Linked DNA regions of Homo sapiens: region 1 is linked to region 2. Evidence: chromatin contacts called from ENCODE Hi-C or POLR2A ChIA-PET data. All regions are on one chromosome and are shown on one strand. Each heading gives the region's core, a stretch centred on a gene start or an enhancer-like site at or near the end of the contact. The rest is flanking DNA. Distances are from core to core; before and after follow the strand shown.

Region 1 (4,911 bases), core at 44-2,543, 87 kb before region 2:
TTACATTATAAGCCAAAAACATGCCTACAGGCCAAATCCAACTGACAGGTCACTAGTTTGCAACCTGTATGTTAAAGAATCATGGTTCATCTACTATTCTTTTTCTTGTTTTTAGTTAAATCTTCCCTCCAAGCAGAGATATGTTGTTTTTCTATAATATACCCACTTAAAGACTCAAAAGACTACCAACAACTGCCATTAAACATCTCTCTTTTAAAAAGTAATTTACTATATTTGCATTTTGATACTGGTTTGGGATGGGAAAGAAATTCATTTTAAATTTACAATTACTCTTGTAATCACAGCACGCTGGGAGGTCGAAGTGGGTGGATCGCTTGAGCCCAGGAATTCAACACCAAGTGAAGCCCCATCTCTACAAAAATACAAAAATTAGCTGGGTGTGACGATGTGCGCCTGTTGTCCCAGCTACTCAGGAGGATAAGGAGGGAGGATCACTTGAGCCCAAGAGGCAGAGGTTGCAGTGATCCAAGATCACACCACTTCACTCCAGCTTGGGCAACAGAGCAAGATCTTGTCTCAAAACAAAAGAAAACAAAAAAAGAAAGAAAGAAAAGAAAGAAAAGAAAAGAAAAGAAAAGAAAGGAAGGAAGGAAGGAAGGAAGGAAGGAAGGAAGGAAGAAAGGAAGGAAGAAAGAAAATGTACAATTACTCATGAAAAAAAGTAGTTATCAGTAGTTATTTGTAGAGCACCTGCAGTGTGCCCAGCACATTACTAAGCATTTTCACACTCTAGTTTTCACGAAAGCCTAAATTACCTTGTGAAGTTGATATTATTATCTCATTTTACAGACGACTTGTAATAGTTCACAAATTTCTCAGTTTTTCTTTCTCGGCATTCAGAATCCAGCAGAAATGGTTGGTTAGGGTTGCCTTTTGATAGGTATCATCAATCAATGATAATTACAACCATCTTAAATCACAGTAACAAAAATGCAAGGTAAAGATTTTGAAGGACAATATCCTTTGAAAAAAACAGCTAAAACTTTAACTCCTTAAGTTCTCCATTTTCACTAATGTTCCCTGACATCCCTTTAGTAGTCAGTTATTTTCAAGACAAGTAAAATTGAAGTCAGCTCTTCTTTTTGGTTAATATGTTCCTTTCCAGAATCTCTAAAAACAAAGTCTTGCAAAAACCAAAGCTTTTTTATTAACATAACAAGGACTAAAGGAACACCACTGACTACTGACACAAGGCACAGTGCTCAGCTCACATGCAATAAAACAAGTCGGATTCCCCACTCACATGAGCTTACAGTTTCAGTTTCTGAGAATGGAAACAGATCTGAAAGTAATTATGGTAAGTGCAACAAAGGAGATTTAAAACAGGATGCTGGATAGCTTTCACCAAGGTGTTTAAGTAAAAAGACATACTGGGCAAAATCTCAATACAATTGGAAAGGTAGAAAGACAAACTGCTCCCTTACAGTGAAGTGGTTCCTTTAAGATATTACAAGGCCTGAAGTCTTACATTAACATCTTATAAATACACAGTTCTACTCATATTTTATATGTCCTAGAGATTCCATGTTTAAGCCTTTAATTTTGATCTTTTAAAAGCCACTCATTTTTCTGTAAAACATGCATAAATAATAAACTTCAGTATTTTAAAAAGTAAAACCCTCATCAGGATTTAAGTTCTAAGGCTCAAGGAACATTTAAGTAATTAAAGCAAATTATATATTTATAAAAATAACAGACAAAACCAATAGCATTTATCAAATAATGTGGAAAGGATAATTGTTAAAATGCTACTTTTATTGATAACATGTAAAAACTTAGTATTAGTTTTTTAAGTATGGAAATTGTGATGAATGGTCTAATTACTTGGTTTTTGCAAAGATATAAAATGTCATACGGTAGTAAGCTACAAAAGCTAAGTGCCAAAATGAGTCATAATTCCCTAGTAAAAAAAAATAGGACTAAAAAAGGAATACCTCTAAAAGTCTTACAAATATGCTTATATAAGAATGATACAAAACATCCATGACCTTAAATGAAGAGGATGTGTCAAAAATGTCTTAATCTCACTAGCAATTAATATATCAAAATAATAAATAGCAAATAGACAAAGTTTTGAACACAGTCTTAAGTAAAAGATTCAAAAATCTCTCCTAAGATTTATCTCCATTTTCCCATTTCTGAGGCTTACCTACATCTAATTTTTAAATATATAAATATATTCACTTAATAATTTAAATGACAATATCCTACAGCAACCAACCCAATTCTCACTAGTCACTTTCAAACATCTTCCGGGTCTCATGCATTAACAGATTTCTTGACATTACAGGGAACCACAACTCAACCTTTTTGGACCTTTTTGGAACAAGGTCCATATTTGAACACACAGAAGTACAGAAGAAAAGCCCTCGATGGTACCTGAAAATGCTATACAATTTGAAGAATTAAAGTTCAAATTCTGGCCGGGCACGGTGGCTCACGCCTGTAATCCCCAGCACTTTGGGAGGCTGAGGTGGGCGGATCACTTGAGGTCAGGAGTTCAAGACCAGGCTGGCCAACGTGGTGAAACCTCGTCTCTACTAAAAATACAAAAATTGGCTGGGCGCAGTAGTTCATGCCTGTAATCCCAACACTCAGGGAGGCCGAAGTGGGCGAATCACGAGGCCAGGAGTTCCAAGACCAGCCCAACCAACACTGCGAAACCCCATCTCTACTAAAAATACAAAAAATTAGCTGGACATAGTGGTGGGCGCCTGTAATCCCAGCTACTCAGGAGGCTGAGGCAGGAGAATCACTTGAACCCAGGAGGTGGAGGTTGCAGTGAACCGAGATTGGGCCACTACACTCCAGCCCAGACAACAGAGCAAGACTCCGTCTCAAAAAAAAAAAAAAAAATTAGCCGGGCTTGGTGGCAGGCGCCTGTAATCCCAGCTGCTCTGGAGGCTGAGGCAGGAGAATTGCTTGAACTTGGGAGGCGGAGGCTGCAGTGAGCAGAGATCGCGCCACTGCACTCCAGCCTGGGCGACAGAGCAAGACTGTCTCAAAAAAAAAAAAAAAAGAAAAGAAAAGAAAAAGAAAGGAAAAATAAGAGTATAAACTGGGAAGAAAAATTGGAGCCACAATATAGAAAGCCAAGTATAAAATCAAGTTACTGGGCAAAAATCTGTGAATAAATTAGAACTAAAGCATGAGAGCTAAAGAGAATAAAACTTTTATGAACAGGACAAAACAGAACAACACCAACTCCCAATACCCAACCACAAACTTTTATTGGCTGTACCTTTTCTCTTTTGGAAAAAGCTCACTGGGACAATATTCTGCTAAGAAAATACAGTAACTCAGTCTCGGTGACATGGCAAAACCCTGTCTCTACAAAAAATACAAAAATTAGCTGGAGTGGTAGCGTGAGCTGGTCCCAGCTACTTGGGAGGCTGAGGTGGAAGCACTGCTAGAGCCTAGGAGGGGGAAGTTGCAGTGAACTGAGATCATGCCACTGTACTCCAGCCTGGGCAACAGAGAGAGATTCTGTCTCAAAAAACAAAAAAGAAGAAACAAGGAAAGAAAAGAAAATACAGCACCTACTCTCAAAATACTAAAAATAAATAAATAAATAAATAAATAAATAAATAAATAAATGTGCCTAAATTTATGTGATATAATTCTGATTACTAATTATAGTGACTTTCTTCAGAAGGGTAGTAAGTAAATTGATGAACATTATTAATACTTAAAATGACCTAAAAGTGAAGAAAAAAATAGTATTTCTTAATGGACAAATAATGTTTGACAGGGATTTACAAATAGCTTACAAATAATGCTTAAACTTCCTAACCCCTCAGAAAAGGGACCAGTCACATATTTATAAATACATATTTATGAAATACATTTAAACTTTAATAACCAAAATTGTTTAATTCCTTAAAGGCTTAAAAAAAAGCATATATTCTAACTAAAACCAACTGGGAAAAAAATACGACATAAAACAGTCAAATTAATATTCAGAATATGGCACTGGGATTTTATGACGTTTTTATGTGAAAATTCTTTTCAAACTCTTCATTTATCTAAGAGTAGCAAGGAAACAGAACAAAAGAAATATTGTAACTGCTTTGGGGACTTTTTACCACTACCTTTCTGAAACACACAATCTAATTCATGGCCATTTTGTGCCAAGAAAGTTATTTTTTTCCCCTCAAAATATAATTTAAAATACTCTTTAAATTTAACTCAATATCAATTTGAGATAAATTGATGTTTAACTGCATTATTAAACTATAACCTTTAAGCTCTCAAAGAAAATATTTTTAAATACCTCTGAATATACAAAGAAATAACTATTTGGATTACTTGAAATGCTAAATTATAAAAAAGTAAAGAAAGCCTTAAAAAAAATAAGTAGCAACTTTTAAGAGTATTTAAGTTAAAATGGTACTCTTCGGGGCCCTGTTAGGAAAACTGCCTAATTCCCTCCCTCCCTACTATGGGGAAGGGTTGAAGACATAGTGGCAAATGCATACTCTAGCCTCACTATTGCTTCTCTGAACGTGTGCAGTGGTAGGCTCAGGAACAAAGAATGTGTAACCTGATCTCTTTTCCTTCTCTCCTTCACAGCAACTTTTAGAAAGTAATTTAACCTCCCAAAATGGCATCTTTGTGCTGCTTAGGGGAAAAAGATCTATTCACTGTTACAGCGTTAGGAAAAAAAAAAAACAAATCACTTTTTAAATATGGTTTTTGCTTAACATAGTGATATTTTTGTCAAACACTGAGTACTTAGACAAGCCAATTATAAATGAATCACTATCTGAGTAAAATGTCTACTAACCAAGATTTTAAATGTAGCTCAGGATTTAAGAAAAATCAGTCTTACTAATGCAAGGTAGACTTAGTATTTATTTTGCTTCTACAACACATATAGTATAGCTCCAA
Region 2 (4,769 bases), core at 2,095-4,594:
GTCCCTGCACCCACACCCCGCCTCTGCCCCCCACCCCATACTCCAGCCTCAACCTGGAGAGGAAGGTTTTCCTTAGGGCCTAAGACCCTGGCCCCATCTCCAGTCTCTCTTTCCCACCTGGTTCCCCTGGACCGCCTGGGGCAGCCTGTGGCTCCCACTCTGCACCTTCCACTCCCAGGTGACCCACCCTTCAGAGCTGGGTGAGCTGGAAATCCCTGTGCTGGGGGTGAGTAGGGACCAGGTAGATAGGATCCATCCATGTTGTTGAAGGAAGAAGAGATAAAACCCTCCACAGCCCTGCCCTGGAGCCATCCTGCCAGTGAGGCCTTCAAAAGATAATACCGGTTGGGCATGGTGGCTCACGCCTGTAATCCCAGCACTTTGGGAGGCTGAGGTGGGCAGATCATGAGGTCAGGAGATCGAGACCATCCTGGCTAATGTGGTGAAACCCCATCTCTACTAAAAAAATACAAAAAATTAGCTGGGTGTGGTGGCGGGTGCCTGTAGTCCCAGCTACTCAGGAGGCTGAGGCAGGAGAATGGCGTGAACCCAGGAGGCGGAGCTTGCAGTGACCCGAGATCGTACCACTGCACTCCAGCCTGGGCAACAGAGCAAGACTCCATCTCAAAAAAAAAAAAAAAAAAAAGATAATACCTTCTCCATAAGGAATCTTCCTCCCCTTTAGGGGTAACGAGGCACATAGCATCTGTCATCTGAATCGGTCTTCACATTATTCCCTCTTTACACTTGAGGTCACTGAGGCTCAGACAGAGCTAGTAAGTGGGAATACATCTCCAAATCCATTCATTCTATCATCCCAAGCTGCCTCTGTAAAGAATATGAGTCCAATTTCTAGAAAATCTCAGTGCAACATGTCAGGGAGGAGTCATTTTCAACATGAAGGAGACCCCCTGCTGTGGAGTCTTGATAGCATAGCCAAGAGCCCTGGCTGCAGGATCCAGCTCTACTACCTCCTGGTTTTGTGTCCTTGGGCAAGTTCCTTAACCTCTCTGGGCCTCAATTTCTTCATCTAAAACTGGCAATACTGATTCTTAGTATCTCACAAGGTTATTATGAGGATTAAGGGAAGGTAAGAAATATAAAGAGCGTAGCCTAGTACCTGGCATAGTGTGTCACTAAATGTGAGTGAGGATGGCAAGGATGGGGGCAACCTGGGTGTCAGGGTCAGATGTACTGTCAGCCTGTCTCATGGCCTGCTGCTCACCTAGGGAAGCCCAGCCCAGTTAGACTGGTAGCGCCTAGGGTTGGGGGAGAGGAGGGAAGGGAAATGGAACATCCTGAAGTCAGATAACCTGAGACTGAGGTCTATTCAGTGGTGGTGGAATGCCTGACACCCTGCCTGCCCCACAGGGCATGCTGGGGACCTGCTGGGGTGACATAGTGAATGGATTTTGTAAATGTGTACAGCCCAAATTTGAGGTATTGTCACCCTCCCTAACAACTTTGCAGAGAATATCAAAATGCTGGGGGAAGAAGTGATTCCAGGAACACCACCAGGGACAGAGAGCAGGGAGAGGTGATCTAGCACAACTTCAGAGCAGCTTCATCCCTCTGTTATATATAAGGGGGTTCTGTGCAACATTTTCTTTCCTTTCTTTGTGAAGTGCAATTCTCTGCTAAAAAAGATTAAGATTGGCTGGGCGCGGTGGCTCACGCCTGTAATCCCAGCACTTTGGAAGACTGAGGCCGGTGGATCACTTGAGGTTAGGAGTTCGAGATCAGCCTGGCCAACATGGTGAAACCCCGTCTCTACTAAAACTTCTAGTAGCCGGGCATGGTGGTGGGCGCCTTGTAAACCCAGCTACTCGGGAGGCTAAGGCAGGAGAATCTCTTGAACCCGGGAGGTGGAGGTTGCAGTGAGTCGAAGTCGTGCCATTGTACTCCAGCCTGGGCAACAAAAGAGAAACTCCATCTCAAAAAATAAAAAGATTAAGACCAGAAGCCCTAATCCTGCGGTGTCCAATACATAGTGCTACGTGGCCGATGAGCAGCTGAAATGTGGCTAGTCCGACCAAGAAGTGCCGTTAGTGTAAAACACACACCAGATTTTGAAGGCACATTAATAATTATTTTATATTGATTATATGTTGAAATTATATATATATATATATATTTTTGAGACGGAGCCTTGCTCTGTCGCCCAAGTTGGAGTGCAGTGGCGCAATCTCGGCTTCACAGCCACCTCTGCCTCCTGGGTTCAAGTGATTCTCCTGCCATAGCCTCCCGAGTAGCTGGGACTACAGGCGCCCGCCACCACGCCCGGCTAATTTTTTGTACTTTTTTAGTAGAGACGGGGTTTCACCGTGTTACCCTGGTGGTCTCGATCTTCTGACCTTATGATCCGCCCGCCTCGGCCTCCCAAAGTGCTGGGATTACTGGCGTGAGCCACTGCGTCCGGCCTGATATCTTAAATATATGTAGTCAAAGAAAATATATTAAAATGAATTTAACTTGCTTTCTTTTATTTTTTAAAAATGTGGCTAATAGGAAATTTCTATTGCGTGGTGCTGCCTTCACCAAAATGACTGCTTCCACATGCCAGGCCCTTTACGTGCCTTATTACTCGCTGCAATCCAAGGAGGCAGATAATATTTGCAAGTCCATTTTACAGATGAGGAACTGAGACTTGGAGAGCTTAAATGGCTGCCTCCAAGTCATCCAGCTGGTGAACTGCTTAGCCGAAACGAGCTCAGGCTGCCAGACTCAACAGCAGATGCCCGCTTAGAAACTCCCCAAGCAGCAAAACAGGCTTTAGTACGCCCCCTTTCAAGTAAACAGGGCCCTGGCCCACCTTTCCTGCCTCCCTCCAGCAATACTAACCCTATTCCCCCTGCCTGGCAGTCGCTTCCCTCCATCGGAAGGCCTTACAGACTCCCGGATCCACCTCCTTTTCTTTTCCAGCCCCCACAACACAGAGGTCTCACAGAGGCAGGCTAGAATCTGGACCCCGATTTGACGGCTTCCTTGCTTGGGGCTAACCCACCCAGAGAAGGAACCTCCCCGGCCTCGGTGGCCCGGCCCGGCAGCTCCGTTCCCCCGTCGCAACCCCGACTCCGTCGGGGGGCGAGCAGGCAGTGGCGCTTCGCAGCCCTCAGCTTCTGCATCCTTCAGCCTGGCTCGCCGTCACGCCAGGAGAGACCTGATATCCCATCTCGCAGCCCCGGGGCTGTTGCTATTTTTGCGTGACGGAATTAAGCCAGTCTAAATTAGAAGGTGATATTTCATCTCTAATTGGCAAGTTCAAAAGTCCCCTATCGCACTCGGCGGGCTCGGGGATATGTAATTAAACAAGGTGATTTCTGACTCACGCCGGGCCGGGCCCGGCTCTCCGCAAGCGCCTGGCCGCCGCCCGGCCCGCGGGCCAACGTGACCGTCCCCGGCCCGCGCGCAGGGTCTCCGCGCCGCCGCCGCCCGCCCCCTCCCGGGCCTCAGGTGTTCCGGGGAGCGGCCGCCCACCTCGGGCGCCAGCGATAAGATCCGGCCTGCGAACGCCGCCCTCGGCCCGGAGGAGGCCCCGGGGGGAGCTGCGGCTGCGGCCGCGGCGCTCCGGGTCCCGCGCGGGCTCCCCGCCCTCTCTGACGCCCGGATCCGAAGAGCCTGGAGGGAAGGGGAGCGGAGGGGGGCTCGGGACCACACGCCCCACTTCATACGGGGCCGCCTGCCAGCCGCCCCCGGACTCCGCTTGGCAGCCGGGCCTCCCGGAGAGGGAGGTGGAGGCAGGCCGACTCCAGCGCGCGCCCGCCCGGCCGCCTCTTTCCCCCTAGGCAGGAATGAGTTAATGTCTGCGCGGCCTGGGAACGGCGCGGGGGCCCGCGGCTCCGGCCCGTCTCGCTCGCCTGGGCCCCAGCCCGGGAAGGAGGAGGAAGGAGACGCAGGGCGGGCTGGCCGCGCGCCCCCGGAGCCCTGACGCCGCCTGGCGGGCTGGGCGAAGACAGCCGGAGGCCGCCCCGGAAGGTGCCAGAAGCGCCTCCCCAGGAAGAGACGGAAATGTCCTCCTTGTGCCCCGGCAAGGCCTCGCCTCCACCCGCCGCTTCTCCTCCAACTCCTCTCCAGCCTCCCCTCCCTGTGTTCCCAGTCTCTGCAGGGGCAGCCTCTTCCCACTGCTCCATCTAAGGCTTTTCACTACTGCAAAATGCCACCTCGCCCTGCGGAGTTTTCACCTCAGAACCGTCTATCCTTGCCCCTTCTCTGTAGGGACAGAGAAGGGCACCTCCCGTGTGACAGACGCTGTGCTGGGTGCTTCATTCCATCCCCAGAACACAAGGTGTCCATGAACAGCGCAGCCTGGATGGATGAGGCACTTTGCCTTCGAGAGCAGAGCAGGCCGTGGCACCGGCCTCTGTCTCGGGCAAAAGCCGCTTCGACCGCCCACACTCAGCCCTGCTGTCAGAGCGAGCTTCATGAACCAGCGCCCCGAAGCAAGGCCTGCCCTGACTCAGTGCCTGTCTCATCTCCCTGGGCTCCAGCGGCAGAGAAAACTTCCCTGGGGTTTCTCCCTGCGCCTGGATAGGACCTGCTCCCGAGTCTAGGCTCCTTATGTGCTGTTCTGTACCCCCATGGCTGCGGCCAAATCTCGCACACTGGCATGACACAGAGAAGATGGAGTCTCATTCTGTCGCCCAGGCTGGAGTGCAATGGTGCAGTCTCGGCTCACTGCAACCTCGGCCTCCCGGCGATTCTCCTGCCTCAGCCTCCCGAGTAGCTGGGATTACAGGTGGGTGCCACCACGCCCGGCTAATTTTTGAATC

Evidence for each region. A loop is a pair of places that touch in the nucleus more often than their neighbours do. ChIA-PET counts read pairs that join two places held with the same protein, here RNA polymerase II (POLR2A). Pooled maps may share reads with other maps.
Region 1: a map of A673 shows a loop between it and region 2 (3-fold over the local background). The contact joins two enhancer-like sites. A Hi-C loop is called at or near these places in 5 of 168 maps with a recorded cell type or tissue (A673, G401, GM12878 and 2 more), 11 of 37 single-sample maps with no recorded cell type and 10 of 50 pooled maps. POLR2A ChIA-PET finds 5 or more read pairs at or near these places in 6 of 52 experiments (GM12878, H1, RWPE1 and 3 more).

What each region holds. Positions count from the first base shown.
Region 1 is chr10:86,795,198-86,800,108 of GRCh38, reverse strand. The region is part of intron 1 of BMPR1A (bone morphogenetic protein receptor type 1A); the gene reads right to left. Among named protein-coding and RNA genes, the nearest start is that of BMPR1A, 41 kb to the right of the region's middle. Within about 2 kb of position 1,293, at least 3 of the 41 ENCODE cell types and tissues checked have a DNase peak (open chromatin) inside an H3K27ac peak, as active enhancers do; they include A673 and GM12878, where a contact is called at or near this core.
Region 2 is chr10:86,710,431-86,715,199 of GRCh38, reverse strand. All of the region lies in intron 9 of LDB3 (LIM domain binding 3), which reads right to left. Among named protein-coding and RNA genes, the nearest start is that of BMPR1A, 44 kb to the left of the region's middle. RefSeq lists enhancers at 2,579-2,628, 3,173-3,792, 3,793-4,412 and a silencer at 3,369-4,058. Within about 2 kb of position 3,344, at least 35 of the 41 ENCODE cell types and tissues checked have a DNase peak (open chromatin) inside an H3K27ac peak, as active enhancers do; they include A673 and GM12878, where a contact is called at or near this core.